2 separate regions of the Homo sapiens genome follow, and region 2 is linked to region 1. Evidence: chromatin loops called from intact Hi-C (ENCODE). Cell type or tissue: breast epithelium. All regions are shown on one strand. Links, peaks and the distances in the headings refer to the core of each region. The heading gives the core; the rest is flanking DNA.

The links. Peaks named below come from ENCODE experiments on the same cell type or tissue, not always from the same donor. Only the 100,000 strongest peaks of a DNase experiment are listed, where the experiment ranks them.
Region 2: a loop joins it to region 1, with 6 times the contacts of the local background. A loop is called at or near these places in 1 of 110 quality-filtered maps.

Annotation. Positions count from the first base shown.
Region 1 is chr5:109,191,225-109,199,571 of GRCh38, reverse strand. It overlaps FER (FER tyrosine kinase), which reads right to left. Exons shown (of 20, transcript NM_005246.4): 20 at 2,731-8,347. Among named protein-coding and RNA genes, the nearest start is that of PJA2, 210 kb to the left of the region's middle. RefSeq lists silencers at 1,250-1,457, 5,297-5,497, 5,537-5,737. In breast epithelium, for the core only: no CTCF peak of the experiment used is centred there; no DNase peak of the experiment used is centred there.
Region 2 is chr5:109,376,026-109,384,372 of GRCh38, reverse strand. PJA2 (praja ring finger ubiquitin ligase 2) reads left to right here. Exons shown (of 10, transcript NM_014819.5): 2 at 853-970; 3 at 2,670-2,870; 4 at 5,119-6,169. The coding sequence starts at 940. Among named protein-coding and RNA genes, the nearest start is that of PJA2, 30 kb to the left of the region's middle. In breast epithelium, for the core only: no CTCF peak of the experiment used is centred there; a DNase peak (open chromatin) is centred at 3,502.

The DNA of each region.
Region 1 (8,347 bases), core at 323-8,322:
AGAGACCCGCTGTGCTGCATCGCTGTCAGAATCATTCCTTGACATTTGGCAGGAGGACAAGAAGTGAGTGGCAGGCAGAGGGAAGGGCTCCAGGGGCTACTTGGGAAATCAGCTTGAGTTGAAATACCAACAGGCTTATTTATTGGCTTTTACCCAGGCTTAAAAGGAGACATTTTGTGAGTTTGTTTGTTTTCAGGAGAGGGAAAGGCCCTTCTGAATGTGGACTAAGACTAAGCCCTGCTGAAAGCTGGGAGACAGAGGCCCTAAGAGGGGAGCTTCTAAGGCTGTCAGTACCTCAGCTTCCTATGACATTTGTTTTTCTATTAATTCTTGGCATTTATATTGCTGTGATAGATCAATTAGCCCATCACAATGTCTAGTCCATTGATCTTATCATTTATCCTGTGGTACCACTGGTTACCACAGGGAGACTGCAAAAGAAACATTTATAATTTTGAATTACTTAAGTCCAGAGCTGGGGAAATATGAAAAAGCTTAGTTTGGATAATCAGCAGCACATTAGGTGAGGGAAACTTTAGGGAATTTTCCTTTTTCTCATCACTCTTGAATTTCAACAGCCATGTTGTATGAGGAAAGGAACAGAACCCACCTCATATAGCGTTGGTGTTTGGATATCTGAAATGACTCAAGAAGCCTTGGGAGATCACACAGTCTCAAAGCTCGAAGGTGTCTTAGAGATCGTCATATTGGTCAGGATCCTTGGCTGCAGACAACAGAAATGGACTATGGATGACTTAGGTTAAAAAAAAAAAAAAAAAAAAAAAAGGGAATTCGCTACAAGGCTGACATGGGCTCCAAAGTTAATGGGGAGGCTAGAGAATGAGGTTTGGGAATGGAAAAAACTAAGGGTGTCCTGGAGTGTTGGGTAGCAGGAATTACAGCAACACTTTACTAGGGAGAATGGACTCTGCTTTAGTGAATGCTCTCAGGCTGTTCTTTGTCCTTCAAGTGTCAGCCCTGGGAGAAAGGATCCAATTGGATAAGTTTACAGACTAGTGAGAGTCCAACCAGGAATGAGATCCTGAGTTTCCCAGCTCCCAGCTTGGTGCTTGTTTCAACACCAGACAGCTTTGGAACCCAGCACCATCAGCCTTCCTTGGGCATAATCACAAGTCTGACCTAAGTGTGTGGGCCAGTCCACGTGTACCACCACATTTTGGAAGTTTGAAAAAGCACTTCATTTAGATTCAGTTTTTATTGAAGGGGCAGCCATTGATGCTGTTAATAGAAACTAGTTCTTACATTTATGTGTGTGTGTGTTGTTGTTTTTGTTTTTTGTTTTGTTTTGTTTTTTTGAGACGGAGTCTCACTCTGTCTCCCAGGCTGGAGTGTAGTGGTGCGAACTCAGCTCACTGCAAGCTCTGCCTCCCTGGTTCACGCCATTCTCTTGCCTCAGCCTCCCGAGTAGCTGGGTTTACAGGCACCCGCCACCACGCCTGGCTAATTTCTTTTTGTATTTTTAGTAGAGACGGGGTTTCACCATCTTAGCCAGGATGGTCTCGATCTCCTGATCTCGTGATCCGCCCACCTTGGCCTCCCAAAGTGGTGGGATTACAGGCGTGAGCCACCGTGCCTGGCCTTTTTTTTTTTTTTTTTTTTTTTTTTTTAACAAGCAACATCACCATTTGCCTGAAGAAATCAGCTAGAAGGGGGAGTGTGAAACGAAGTGTAGGACTTCAAACACCAAAAGAACTCCAGGATTTCAGAGATGCTATTTATTCATCTTGGGGAATGGGATTTCAGTCTGATAGCCAACCTTCTTTGGTGGTGAATGTACCTCATCCTAATTAATTGAAGTCAGTGAAAGCACAGGTTGTCTAGGAGACTGTGCCAGATATCAAACCTGCTGGAGCAGAGGATGCAACTCTAGACAGACAATTATGAGCTATGGTGAAAATGAATTCACCAAGGGCCCAGAAGCACACAGCTCTGGGTAGGGTGCTGTGGAAGCAGGAAGGTTAAGAGGATTGTATGGATTCATTTTGTCTATCCTAAGGAGCTTGTGGCCTACCCCATGAACAGTAAACATGTGTGTTTTTGAGAAGCAGTGGAGGTTGACTCATCTAATCCAAGCTCAGGGATGAGGAGGGGGCTTGGTTTAATGTAAGGGAAGTGTATGTTGCCCAAAATCCATGTAAATAACAGCCGGCAGTTTTAGGAAGGTTACCGATTTGCCAACTGAAGGGTACCTAGAAGTTAAGCGATGGCTCTGTGACCAGCTCAGTCCTGTACAGGACAGGCAAGGATACACATCTGAACTGCTCTAGGGTAGCAGGCTTCAGCCTCTGTTTCCAAACATCTCTCAGCCATCTTTCTCCCGCAAATCCTTGTGTTATGTCAAACAAATCTTGTTATGAAAAGCAAAAAAAAAAAAAAAAAAAAAAAACCCAAAAACCCAAAAGTAAAACACAAAAATCCACGCAAATAGCGAATCCACCCAGATAACTGGGACTTGAGCTCCATTACAGTTTTGATTTCTAAACAGGAAGCAGTGATTGGACTGTAAGCAACACACACCCATTATCATCAGAACTAATAAGCTTAATTACAGAGAAACTGAAAGCTAATAATTTTTATGCACTGTTATATCCCTAGGAGGCCAGTTACCATGGAAATCTTGCCTGCCTTTTCTTCCACTTGGAGCATATTTATATGGAAAAGGAAGAGAAATATAAACATGATGGAAAGATTAAATAAGACAAGGCACAGTTTGCTACAAATATTTTACATTTATTATAGGAATACAATAAAGAGGTTCTGCAGACACATGAGTGGTAACTGGTCTATTGGAAAAGAAAAGACAATTAAAAAATGATCTAAGTTTACAAAAATGATGAATCATGCTTTAAAAATGTAGAAACAATTAAAAAATATCCTACAATGTTAGCCAAAGTTCAAAGTGTATTTCTTTTGAATGTAAAAACTAACAAATAAATAAGTGTTAAATACAGATCTGAGTAAAAATGATAAAAGATAGACAACCAACTGCTTTATATATTTAGCTTTCATCCATTTTTCAGACTTGTTTATAAAGCCAGATAAACCCGCCAAAGCCTTGTTTGTGTTTTACACTGAACTTTCCAGAAGAAGCACCCTATTTCCAGTGTTTATCCACTTCACAAATACATTATCTTAAAACAACAAAAATGATTAAAGGTGCTTTAGCCTAACATTAAATGGACCATAAATCGGCAAACCACAGCAGTGCTTTACTCAAAATGCTGCTTGCAGGTGGAATGTCTTTACCAGAAGTGCCTGAGGGCCCCACTCCTACTCCATCATCTCAAACTCATCTATCAAAAGGAAAAGGAAGGAACTTAGAAAAATCATATTTCCACAACCATTCACTAAGAGAGCCCTAGACTAGAGGGCCACCCACAGTCAAATGAATGGCATGGGCACCATTTGTACATTTTGTCTTGGCTTTCAATTTGCTTGGATTCCTGAAGAAGTCAGGGCTGTTGCTGGAACTTTGACAACTTGATTTTATTCTTCCATTTTTTCATCTGGGCTTTCCCATATGGTTCTATGTCTATGACTTTATACAGTGTTCCAGTCTTTTAGGGCACTTGCCAGAAGAAGCCAGACAAAACCAAGAAAAAACACGAAGAAAACCATAACATAAAGCCAGCAGAATTTGCACCACCACCAACCCCCACTATATTCATTCAGATGCTCAATTGGGCCATCTAACTTAATGCATTTAAATGTAAATTTATGTAAAATCTATAGACGTCTGACTAAAGAAGCTGTTTCAGTGGGAAACCTCAATGCTCTGTAAAGAATGATGAACAGAAATGGCCCATAAATATGCTCCTGGCCACTGGTCCACATTGACAGTCTGATCATGTCACAGGATGCAACTGGGTAGCTGACATTTTGTATAGTAAAGTGAAATGCTCAGCAGGTATAAGAGTTTCATGTCTTTGGACACTTTGGTCATGGATTTGAAATAACTAAGACCCCTCTCGACCAGTTCCCCTTTGTCTGTGATTTTGATTTGATGCTTAGAATCTATATTGGGGATTGAATTTAGAATCATAGGATTATAAAATTTACTTGTTATGGGAAATCAGATGAACCTTGTAGAACCAATCTCTTTGACACTAAAGCCAAAAATAGTGAATTCCATTGGAACATGTACATATTCTGTACACTGCAGGTATGAGAGGTCTAGAATCTAAGGTGGAATTATGACAAGTTATTTTCTGTTGGACTGGTCTTCTGATTGTTACTGAAGCAAAGCAATTCACATTGGCATGGCATGGGATAGACCTCCATAGCATCTTATAGTCTAAATACAAGCAACGTACTTTAATTAAGGAGAAAATATTCAAAGTCCTATCAAGCATGGCTCTGGGCACCTTTCCCTCGGCATTTGCTTCCAACTGTCTGGCATTTAAGAGCAGGCAGGCAAGTTTATTTCTACCAGGTCAAATTATTTGTAAAAGGGAAATTCCTACATAAGAGGGTGTGTTTCTTTCTTTCTTTTGGGTTTAAAAATAAAAGCACGGACCAATGAGGTGGGAAAGACTGCCAGGCTGGTTCTTTTACCTAGGATCTCAGTAATACCAGATTCCAGATTCCCTCTCGGCCTCTAAGGCTCTGAATCCAGGTTAGAGGTCTGAACCCCTCCCCCCGTCCCCAAATGGGGGGCATTTAGTTTTTTGTTTCATAAATACTGTCCAGGCAACTCAAAGAAGACACCAAGGTTATACTATTTGACAACAGCTATATGAAAAATGACTTTGGATTCTGTTTCCTTTCCTGCTCAGTTTTTTGCTGCTCCAGTGTATGAATTGAGATTTATTTTTTAAGGCCCTCCTACATTTATCCTGTGTTGCTCAGAACGCCGACGTTTCCCACTGATATCTGTCCTATACTTTCAAAAGAAGGTATGATCTTCTGGGATCAGATGAATTGCTTAAGTGGTTACAGTTTTTGCAAGGGTGTTCTAACTGATGACAGTGGGGTAAAGTGGGATTTCTATTGTCTTCTTTGGTTACAATTTGAATCTGGCTTCTTACTATGTCATTTTAGAATCTGCTTTGGATACTATTTACAACGTGCTTATTCTGATTCTTAGCAAATAGGAAAATAGGTGTGGTGTTTGGCTTTTCAGGAAGAATACTGCTTTGAGGAACTGCAGAGTACAGGTATTTTCATGCAATGTGCTCTGGGGTCTGTATTTCTAGGTAGAATGACTTATTTTGAACTTAAGGCTTCATATTTGCTGCCCTCTTTTCTGAAGCTATGAAAAAACTCCTTAACATTACACAATTGAAATACTTTCAGACATTTGCTGCCAAGAGGAGTGTGAAGAAAACAACAAAAGGTATTGGCAATAGAACAGTGGAATGGAAGAACTGAGTATGTCCAGGAGTTTAAGATAAAGCAATTATTGCTAGTGTTTACACATTTCTTTAGTGGGTAGAGGAGGCCACCTGATCAGCTTACTTGGTCAAGTCAATAGGCTGCCTCCCAGGATACCTCCCAGGATACCTCTACTCACAGAAATCTTGCTGCGTTAGGAAAATCTCTCAAGAGCTTCTACTGATAGTGTTAGTCATCTAACAAGTGTGACCTGATCATCCTGTCTCCACATCTAGGACTCCAACCAGGTCTTTGAATTCTAACCTGCATCCATCATGGGGCTTATCACATACTGAGTGTGTAGCTGGCCTTGTTAAGTAGGTGCCTGGGAGTTCCTTAGAAGGCTAGGGGCCCCCAAGTACCTGAGGAGAAACTTTGATTGAAACCAATTACAACATTATTCAATATAAGCTGATGATAAAGGCTTTACTATTTTGGTAAAGCAAAATCTTGAAAAACTAAAGATGAGAAAAGGAAATAGTAATCAGAAGTCAAATACTGGAAAAACTAGCACCTGGTAGTATTCTCTGCACCTCATGTGGCAGATGTTCAAGAAAAACTTTCTGAATGAATACAGCTGAGCGAAAACATAACATTCCACTTCCAGCATCAACACTGTCACTTAGAACAGTTCATTATTTTGTAGAACACTTGCATCTTGCTGGCCTCAGTAATATTTGAGAAGATAGTTAGAAATTCAGGATTTGTATCTCTTAGAGTGAATTCCAAATATTCATTTGTTTTGAGGTTTTTACAAATTTGCTGACAAGTGGGAAGCTAAATCTGTCTTCGTGTCACAAACCTGAAAGACTTTTTCTATATTAAAATTAAAAACAGGAGGTTCACAGCAATTTTCCTGAATGCTGGCTATCCTAGACATATGTGTGCCATTACTCAGCTTGCTACTGCTTAGGGAGAGGGCTGAACCACCGTTGTGTCTGAGGCCTCACAGATAAACAGAGCAAGGGTAATTCTGATTAAATAATGGTTACCTCCTGAGATTATAGGGAGCGTAGGTAAAAATTAAACCAATGTCCAATTCAATGCCCTTTAAAAAAGTGTTGTAGAGACTTAAGAGGCACGCACTGTTTAAGGACACACAGCAGGAAGCTCCTCAAACCCTTTGTGAGGGTTAGTTTCCTTTATTGTTATTGCATTTATTGTTGGCTATGGGTCATTTTACATTGGTGCTTTGTTACTGCCCTTCATTTCCTTTCAACCTTCCTTTCTGGATGTCTCTTTCTTTTTGTGTCTTACCTTAGGCACCCTGACTAAGCTTTAGGATTTCTAGATTCCTTTCCCTCAAATGTTATTGAAGACAAGGAACATTGCTACTTGTATTCTTCCATTTCTCTGTTGAATACTATGTTTCCCCACAGTAGCTCTCATCATAGTAAGCTCCCTCTGTGGGTAACTCTAGGAGCCATTTAGTCAACGTTAGTCCAAAGGTGAAATAGGGCGGATCTAAGTGTAGTCCCATTTAGGAGACTTTAGCCCAGGTTAAGCCTCACTGTAACCAAAGATTTCTAATAACGTGTGGATAATCAGTGATCTTAGCTTAAGAAATATTAAATATAACCAATGCAAATGTAAAGAAGCTTTGGGTAGTGTCTTTGAAAAACTGGAATACATATGTCCAAATGCATTAGTTGGGAAATAATGAATATAAGCATTTCCCAGCACACAATCATCTCTGAGCTGGGAATATAACAGTGCTCCTAACACAAGGAGAGGTATTTGGTTTACTCTTTGCTAAGGCCCACACACTGGAGATGACTGCTTTTGCTTTAGTTCTGCTGATCTTTTTTATTTTCCATAGGACAGGATCTGGCCTTGTAGCATGTTCTCCTCAGGCTTCCTAATGACACTGTCCAAATCTTTGTTTCACTTTAATTTTTCCACACTCTGTGTGGGGGTGCATCATCCTGCCTTGGAATAACTGGTTCCTCCCTCTTTTGCATTTGAATCTGCTGCCTCAGCACCTTATTAAATATACTGAAGCCTATGCTCATTACTTCTATGCAGTTTAAAGTGACTAAGAATCTAGCACACCAGGATTTTTCTGCCACCCAAGAATCTCAGTCCTTATTAAGTGGCTAAGTGATTCCTAATGCCTACACTAAAAGTTCAGAATTTAATTTCTGAATCGGTATGAGGCAGGAGGATGGCTTTTAATGGGGTAGTATTTCATTAAATTGAATTATGGCTAAGGTATAGTTTATACACCTTCTGTAGGACAGCATTTTTTTTAAAGGGGAATTTTTGGGACTCTAAGAGTGTAGCAAAATCTCCTTCAAGTAGGTCATTCTTGGTACATGAAATCCTGACTTTTAAAATCAGTATCTTCATATGTGGTTTTGGATTCTTCCAAAATATAGTATTCAGACTTGATGTGAAACTAATCAAAACATAGAAAAATAAATGAAATTAAAATATTTAATGAATATCATTCTGATATGTATAAGCAAATCAGAGTTAGTCATAAAAGAAGTAACGCTATTTTGATGGTAAACTTTCACACTGACTTAGTATAATGGAAATGTAATATAAACTCATTTCCATACAAAATCTGATTCCATTTAATTAAGATATTAATACCTAAAGAAAACATGTCTTTTCCAACTGTCTGTCTCTCTGCTGCTTATTTTGCACTGTTCTGTTTTGTGGGAGGGTGTGGCTTCCTAAATGCAAAAGCAAGTCTTGCGATGACTCAGCACTAACCAGGGCAGCCAATTTTGTTGATAAGAAACATCTAAAATATCAATGATAAATGGAGTATACGTAAAAAGAAGAGGGCTGAGGCAAACAATGCTTTTTCAGAAAATATCAAACTTCAAAAGATGCATGGCCATTAAACAGTGTACACAGTATACTAAGTAAGGTTTTCAGGTACATTCCTACATCTGATGACTCACCAGAATTAATTATAAAGTGGTGTGACTGAAAGAACCCT
Region 2 (8,347 bases), core at 137-8,136, 180 kb before region 1:
AAATAGGTTCTTATTTGGGATTAAATTATCTGATCAACTGACTATTGCAAAGAATAAATACATCATTATTTACACACATTAATTATTGTTATAAGCCATTACACATTTTTAAAAAATGAAGTTTGTATTCTTACAGTTACCTTTTAGCAATTCCAGGGCTAAAGGAACTTTACTGCTTGACAGAGAAGCAATGATAGCACAGTGTAGTAGACTCCCAAATAGTTTGGTTACATACCTGAGTCAGTACTTCTGATATTTTTGTTTGTTTACTTACAAATTATGTATGTGTTGTTGTCATTGACAGTCTTAAGGATGATATATACTTAGGCAAGGTTTATCAAGAGCAGATGTAAATCTGTATTTCACATAGCCATTTTGGTATTTCTGAGAGTTTTTGATTGGCTTGTCAAATTGTGTTGTATTTTTCTTGTTTTTATTTATTTTTGGGACGGGATCTCACTTTGTCACCCAGGCCTGGAGTGCAGTGGCATGATCTCGGCTCACTGCAGCCTCCACCTCCTGGGCTCAAGCAATCCTCCCACCACAGCCTCCTGAGGGACTAGAGGTGTGCACCACCACGCCTGGCTAATTTTTGTATTTCTTGCAGAGACAGACTTTCACCATGTTGGCCAGGTTGTTCTCGAATTCCTGAGCTCAAACTGATTTGCTCGCCTTGGCCTGCCAAAGTGCTGTAATCTAAGGCGGATCACAGGCATTTGCCACCATGCTGGCTACATCACATTGTATTTTTCTAAGTTTTATTATAAGACTTCACTAGGAGGAGCAGAAGTATCAGTTTTGCTATTTTTGTGCTTTTATTAATATATTGTTCAATTCATTGTTTCTTTGTAGGAATCTTCTGCGGCTTGTCCATAGTGTGAATAAAAACTAAATCACATCTATAATTCTACTGAACTGGTCACACAGACGCTGCCATATATGTCACAGTACACTGAAAAGGAGCCAGCAGGTAAGGAAAGTCAGTTCTTCTACATTGAGTACTTCTTGTTTTTTCCTCTGGGTACCTTGAGTACCAGTAAGTGACATATGATCATCTGACCTGTGGTCTTACTAAAAGGCTGGTTTTGATCCATATATTGAATATTTGTAAAGCTTAGTTTCTAATTTTTGATAGGTAAAAATAGAAATTCTGGTATTTTCTTTCCATACCCATTTAGCTTGGAAAGCTTTATGCTTTCCACTTCGGAGACTATTCTTTTGGTAGAATTGTTAAGGGCATTGGTTCTGGAGTCATACTTTTGGATTATTAGACAAGTTATCCAACACTTAATTTTAACTTTAATTTTTCAATTTTTAAAATAGAATACAATATCCACCTCAAGATTACTGATGGGATTAAATAAGTGTAACACTTGATATTATTTATACTCGATATGTGCGTGTATTATAAATACATGTTTGTTTCTGTTTCCTTCTTGGAAGTGATTATATTTCTTATTTTAATACAACTAAGAAATTATGTAACTGTTTCATTCATTCATTTATTCATTTTTTTTTTTTTTTTGAGATGGAGTTTCGAACTGTCACCCAAGCTGGAGTGCAGTGGCACAGTCTTGGCTCACTGCAACCTCCGCCTCCTGGGTTCAAGTGATTCTCATGCCTCAGCTTCCTGAGTAGCTGGAATTATGGGCATGTGCCACCACGTCTGGCTAATTTTTGTATTTTTAGTAGAGACGGGGTTTCGCCATGTTGGCTAGGCTGATCTCGAACTCCTGGCCTCAAGTGATCCGACTGCCTCATCCTCCCAAAGTACCGGGATTACAGGCATGAGCCACCATGCCCAGCAACTGTTGCATTTATTGACTATACCATATGCTGTGAGAAAATATTTTGTTTAGTTGCTGTGTAGTACATGTAATGTATAATTGACTAAGCAGACTTACACTTAATATATATATGTGTGTGTATAATAATGTACTACTTAGTGAAAGTTGCTGCTGTTTACTACTGTATACCCCTCAGTCAACAAAACTTAATTGTCAAGTCATGTAAATGTTGATGGCTTTTCTTACCATAACATATACCATTTATTGGTAGTTTTGAAGGCAGGGTAGTATGTGTTTGACCTGGCTCATTGCTGTTTTCTTTTGGATAGTTTTATCTGACGTTAATCTTTGGAACATATTTATTGTGATCTAGTTGATTCTTCATGGTACAGATACCATTTAAAGAGGTTACTTGTTATCTTTGACATAAATGTTTTCATTCTTAAAGTAATTGAAACCATCATATCATAATGCTAGTAATTGATTCATCAAATATGTATTGAGCACTTATATTAATATAATATATAAGGTACTTAATTTGGAAGATCTCCCATAAAGAGCTTTGGCAGTATAATAATTTGGCATATGAAAAATATTTTTTGATAGGTTTCATTATAAAAATCTGAAATACCTTAAAGAAACCAAATTTTAAAACATATTTTTTGAAGGGAAAAGGCCACTAACTCTTATTATATAGTACTTCATATTTAATTTTCTAGTGTGTGAAGAATAATGTTTTATAGTACTAGTAAGGTACACTTCATGTTCAGAAGCATATGATTTGATAAATAATAAAATATAAACTGAAGTAGTTTTCCCCAACAGGTTGCAAGAATAAAGCTCATTGCTGTTCCTGTTTTAATTTTTTAACTTTTTTTTCAGCAATGGACCAAGAATCTGGTAAGGCTGTCTGGCCCAAACCAGCAGGAGGGTATCAGACAATTACAGGCAGGAGATATGGAAGAAGACATGCTTATGTCAGTTTTAAACCATGTATGACCAGACATGAAAGAAGCTTAGGTCGGGCTGGTGATGACTATGAAGTGTTGGAACTAGATGATGTTCCAAAGGAAAATTCCTCAGGTGTGTAACATTTAATTATTTAAAGGTTATTAATAGTTATATAGGAATTGATCTTATAATTAAATTTTTGGGTGGGTATTATGCATGTCTGTGAGTGTAAATGCAGCACACTTCCTATCAAGAAATTCTATTTTGAAATTCTTATTGAATTTAATATTAATGGTGTATATATTTAAACATTGTAGAAGAAAATAGAATACAGCCAATCATTAAAATATAACCACACTCTCATAGTAGTGATTACGTTGTCATAACCTCCAGCCAAAGGAAATCATCTTTGAATCAAAAAGATATATTTTGAAATTTTTAAAAATGTGGATCAAGTAGAGATATTTTTTCCCTGCATATAATATTTAAATAACTTTTCTTCTTCTTCTTTTTTTTTTTTTGAGATGGAGTCACGTTCTGTTGCCCAGGATGGACTGCAGTAGTGCATCTTGGCTGACTGCAACCTCCATCTCCCAGGTTCAAACAATTCTTGTGCCTCAGCCTCCTTAGTAGCTGGGATTACAGGTGTTTGTCACTGCACCCAGCTAATTTTTGTATTTTTAGTAGAGACAGGGTTTCACCACGTTGGCCAGGCTGATCTCAAACTCCTGACCTCTCAAGTGATCCACCTGTCTTGGCTGGCTTCCCAAAGTGCTGGGATTACAGGTGTGAGTCACCATGCCTGGCGTTCTTTTTTTTTTTTTTTTTTTGAGATGGAATCTTACTTTGTCATCCAGGCTGGTGTGCAGTGACGTGATCTGGGCTCCCTGCAGCCTCCACCTCCTGGGTTCAAGTGGTTCTCCTGCCTCAGCCTCCCAAGTAGCTGGGACTACAGGCATGCGCCTCCACGCCTAATTTTTGTATTTTTTGGTAGAGATGGGGTTTTGCCATGTTGCCCAGGCTGGTCTCGAACTCCTGACCTCAAGTGGTCCGTCCAACTCAGCCTCCCAAAGTGCTGGGATTACAGACATGGGCCATTGTGCCCGGCCAACTTTTCTTCTTTTAATTTTATCCTAAATTTAACTTGGCTTGTTTATTTTTTCATCATTTTACAAAATCCAAAGGACAAGGAAGGCTTATTCAATTAAAATTTCTTAGTTATTCAATGGTTTTGAAAAAGTATTTTGCAGCTATCCATGTACCATAATTGCACATTTTTGGACTGGATTTGTCTTCTTCCTCTTGTTCTAAGCAAACTTGACAAGACATTTCTAGATTATTTTTGCTGTCATATGTAAGAATCTGAATTACTAGCTAGGGTCATCCCATTGAAGAACCCTTCGTTCCCAGCTACTTGGGAGGCTGAGGCAGGAGAATGGTGTGAACCTGGGAGGCGGAGCTTGCAGTGAGCCGAGATCATGCCACTGCACTCCAGCCTGGGCCACAGAGCAAGACTCCGTCTCAAAAAAAAAAAAAAAAAAAAAAAAAGAACCCTTCGTACCATATATCAAAGAACCCTTCGTACCATATATCATGGCCGAACTTCAGTTATTTTACAATTCATGAATTTTTATTCCAGCAAATCTCAAATGTCTTCATTTTTTTTATTAGTGGTGATGCAAGATAGTTATGCTTAAAGTAATTTATAGATATGATTTTACTCATGTTTCAGAATTCTCACAATTATGACAAGAATCAACATATTGATCTCTTTGTTGTTTTTCAGTCATAACTATAACACATCTAAAGTAAACTTATTACAAATGTATTACAACAATTCAATTTATAATCTGTCGAGATACTGAGATATAATTTTGTGAATTGCCAACAAAACACAATAGGGTCTAATTTCTCTTAAATCTGTAACTATAGTTATTATATCTGTCATAAGTACTTTTGAAGGTTTTTTGTTTTGTTGTTGTTTTTACCTGCATATAATAAAGAAGGTAAGTTTGGAAATCACTGGGAAGCAGATTGGTTACCCTAGACTCCACTTACGAGAGGCTTCCCATTGTATAACCTCTCAAGAGCTTCTCCTTTATATGTCTTGCAGAAGGCATTAGATATTAGGATTTAGATAGAAAACTGCCAAAGCCATGTGAGGGAGATGATAGTGAAAGGCTGTACATTGACATAAATGAACTCATAGAGTAATCAGTCTGCATTCTCAGTTAAGGAGCATAGAAGTGCTTGGTAAATAAATTTACTCATGTATTCAAGTAGTAATAATTGGTATGATTTCCACTTAAGTGATAGTTATTACATAAAATTTTATCTAAGTTAATCCTTTAAAATATGTTTTCTTTTGTTTTTTATGAAGGTTCCAGTCCTTTGGATCAAGTTGATTCTTCTTTACCCAGTGAACCTATATTTGAAAAAAGTGAAACAGAAATTCCCACTTGTGGTTCAGCATTGAATCAAACCACTGAGAGCAGTCAATCCTTTGTTGCAGTACATCACAGTGAGGAAGGCAGGGATACCTTAGGAAGCAGTACAAATCTTCATAATCACTCTGAGGGAGAGTATATTCCAGGAGCTTGTAGTGCTTCAAGTGTCCAAAATGGAATTGCATTGGTTCATACAGACTCTTATGATCCAGATGGCAAACATGGAGAAGATAATGACCATCTTCAACTTTCTGCAGAAGTCGTGGAAGGTAGTAGATACCAGGAATCATTAGGCAATACAGTATTTGAGTTGGAAAACAGAGAGGCAGAGGCATACACTGGTCTTTCACCACCAGTTCCCTCATTTAACTGTGAAGTAAGAGATGAGTTTGAAGAGTTAGATTCTGTACCATTAGTGAAAAGTTCTGCTGGTGATACTGAGTTTGTCCATCAGAATAGCCAGGAAATTCAGAGGTCTTCTCAAGATGAAATGGTTAGTACGAAACAACAAAATAATACTAGCCAGGAAAGACAGACAGAACATTCACCTGAAGATGCAGCCTGTGGTCCAGGGCATATTTGTAGTGAACAAAATACCAATGATAGGGAAAAGAACCATGGAAGTTCTCCTGAACAGGTAGTGAGGCCAAAAGTTAGAAAACTGATAAGTTCAAGCCAGGTGGACCAAGAAACAGGTTTTAATAGGCATGAGGCGAAACAAAGAAGTGTTCAAAGATGGAGAGAGGCTTTGGAAGTTGAGGAAAGTGGCTCAGATGACCTCTTAATAAAATGTGAAGAATATGATGGAGAGCATGACTGTATGTTCTTGGATCCACCATACTCAAGAGTTATTACACAAAGGGAAACAGAAAATAACCAAATGACATCAGAAAGTGGAGCCACAGCAGGAAGGCAAGAGGTGGATAACACCTTTTGGAATGGCTGTGGAGATTATTACCAACTCTATGACAAAGATGAAGATAGGTAAGGTCACATCCAGTACTTTTTCCGATTGTGTAGTAAATGAAGTGGTTTCTTTCTAGAACCATGTTTGATGGCTGGGCTATTTGATATGATCAGGGAATTAGACATTTTGACTTACCAAATATTTTTATTTACTGAATGCTAACCATACATGCAAACTACTCATTAGAATTTTTCACAAAAAAATGTTTTTGAGGTTTTTAGTAGTTTACAGAAGTAAGTTCAGATAATGATTATTATTATAAAGGGATAGAGATGCTAGTTCATGGTATTTCAATTAATAAAATGTAAAATAAACATTTGTTGTATTTTTTAAAAACCTACATTAAGCCAGTCTGGGTTTAAAAAGTGATTAATATCACAAATTATTGATTGGTAATACTTCATTAACATTGCCAGTAGTGACTAATATCACTTGTTTCCCTCTTTATCTGTTCTTCCTGTGGCTCTTCCTATCACTAAGTTTATTTTTTACTTATTTTTTCTTAGCATTCAATTCTCATTAACAACTCTGTGTGGTAGATTCCATTATTTCCCTCATTTGTAAATAAGGAAACTGAGGCACAGAGCATTATATAACTTCCTAAGGTCACAGAGCAACTTAATGGTAGAGCTGGACTTTGAGTACCTAACTGGGTATTCCAGAGACTGTTCACCACTATTCTTTGCTATTTTCAACAGAACATAAAACTTATAATAAGCATTCTGATTGCTCTTACAAACCCGTATCTTTTTTTTCCAAACCATAAGACAACAGAAAAAGAAAAAAATGGAGAATTTCTTTGTTCAGTTGCTGAATTTCCATTACCCCAGTGTCCAGATTTTCATGAGTCCTTGTAAGCTAGTTGCATCCCTGACAGTGCTCAATTACAGTGCAATTGCAAGATTTTATTAGCTAGTGGAAATAATTGTGTGGTTTTTTTTTAGTTAGAAAGTACTATAAAGGAAGAAATTTACCATTTTGAATATGAATGCATTTTAATTCATGTCATAAAACAATTCATTTGATTTTCTTTGGACATATGAATTAAGCTACTATAATACAGATTGTGTAATTTATTATAGAAAATATTTAAAATATAATTTCTGCTGCTCTGTCAAAGTCTGTAAACTTTAAGGGTTAGTAAGTAATTTTTGTATGATATACTGTTTTTAAGCTAAAGGTAAAGTTTTTTTCAGTTCAAGCCCACAGTGTTTTATTCAGTATCCACACTTCTAAAAACAGAAATTGGCCACAAAGCCTGACCTGATGTTAACTTCCTGGATAAGCAGATCTGGATCTGAATTGAAATGAGGGTATTTTTTCAAATATTTGTATATTTTACTGCAGAAATATAGTTATGTTTGATTACTGTGTGTGGCCTGGACCATGTTGGGGTTTGTTAAGTAGTAGTTCTAAATCTGGGAAATATATATCAAAATTCCAAAACACATTTAGCCCTAAGATTTTGAAATAGATTGCAAGTCTCTAATATTATACCTCTAGGTTACTATTTTTAAAAAAAGACAAAACTTACAGTCTTTGATAATTTATTTTTTTGAAAGTGTAAGGTGCTTGTATTTTTTTTCCCCCAGTTACACTTTTTCTTCTTTAAGGAGAATCATTTAATTTGGCTATACCTTTGTCATTTTGGGCAAAATAAATACTTCTCTTCTGCTTGCTTTTTATAGTCAGTTATAATGTCTTATGATGAAGTTGATGAAATTGTTACATTGTTTGCCAACCCCTAGAGAAAGGTAGTCTTCCTGGCTCCTTGATTTTAAATTGATTTTCTTTGTTTTGGGGGTGGTCAGTGGTGGAAGTGTATTCTTTGCCTTGAAGGACCCTGGACTTTTCATAGTTATAAGGTATTTTCTTAGTTATTTGTAATTCTTATTCTTATTTTTAATTTTTTTCTTAAGTGATGTCAATATTCTGAACAATGATAGTTTTTTTTTTTTTTTTTTACAAACAATATATAGATGGGAAAAAACATTTACAGTTAATAGAAACTGTCCTTTTAAATTGCTAGTAATGTATTGACTACAGAGCCTGTGGTTAGGGTATGCCAAAATGATGGAACTACTTTAGGATCATTGTTTAAGACACATTGAAATGCTTAAAAGTTTCTTGTTTCGTTTTGTTTTAAAGAATCATAGAATAAATTCTAAAGGATAATGGTTCTGCCTAGGACTGTA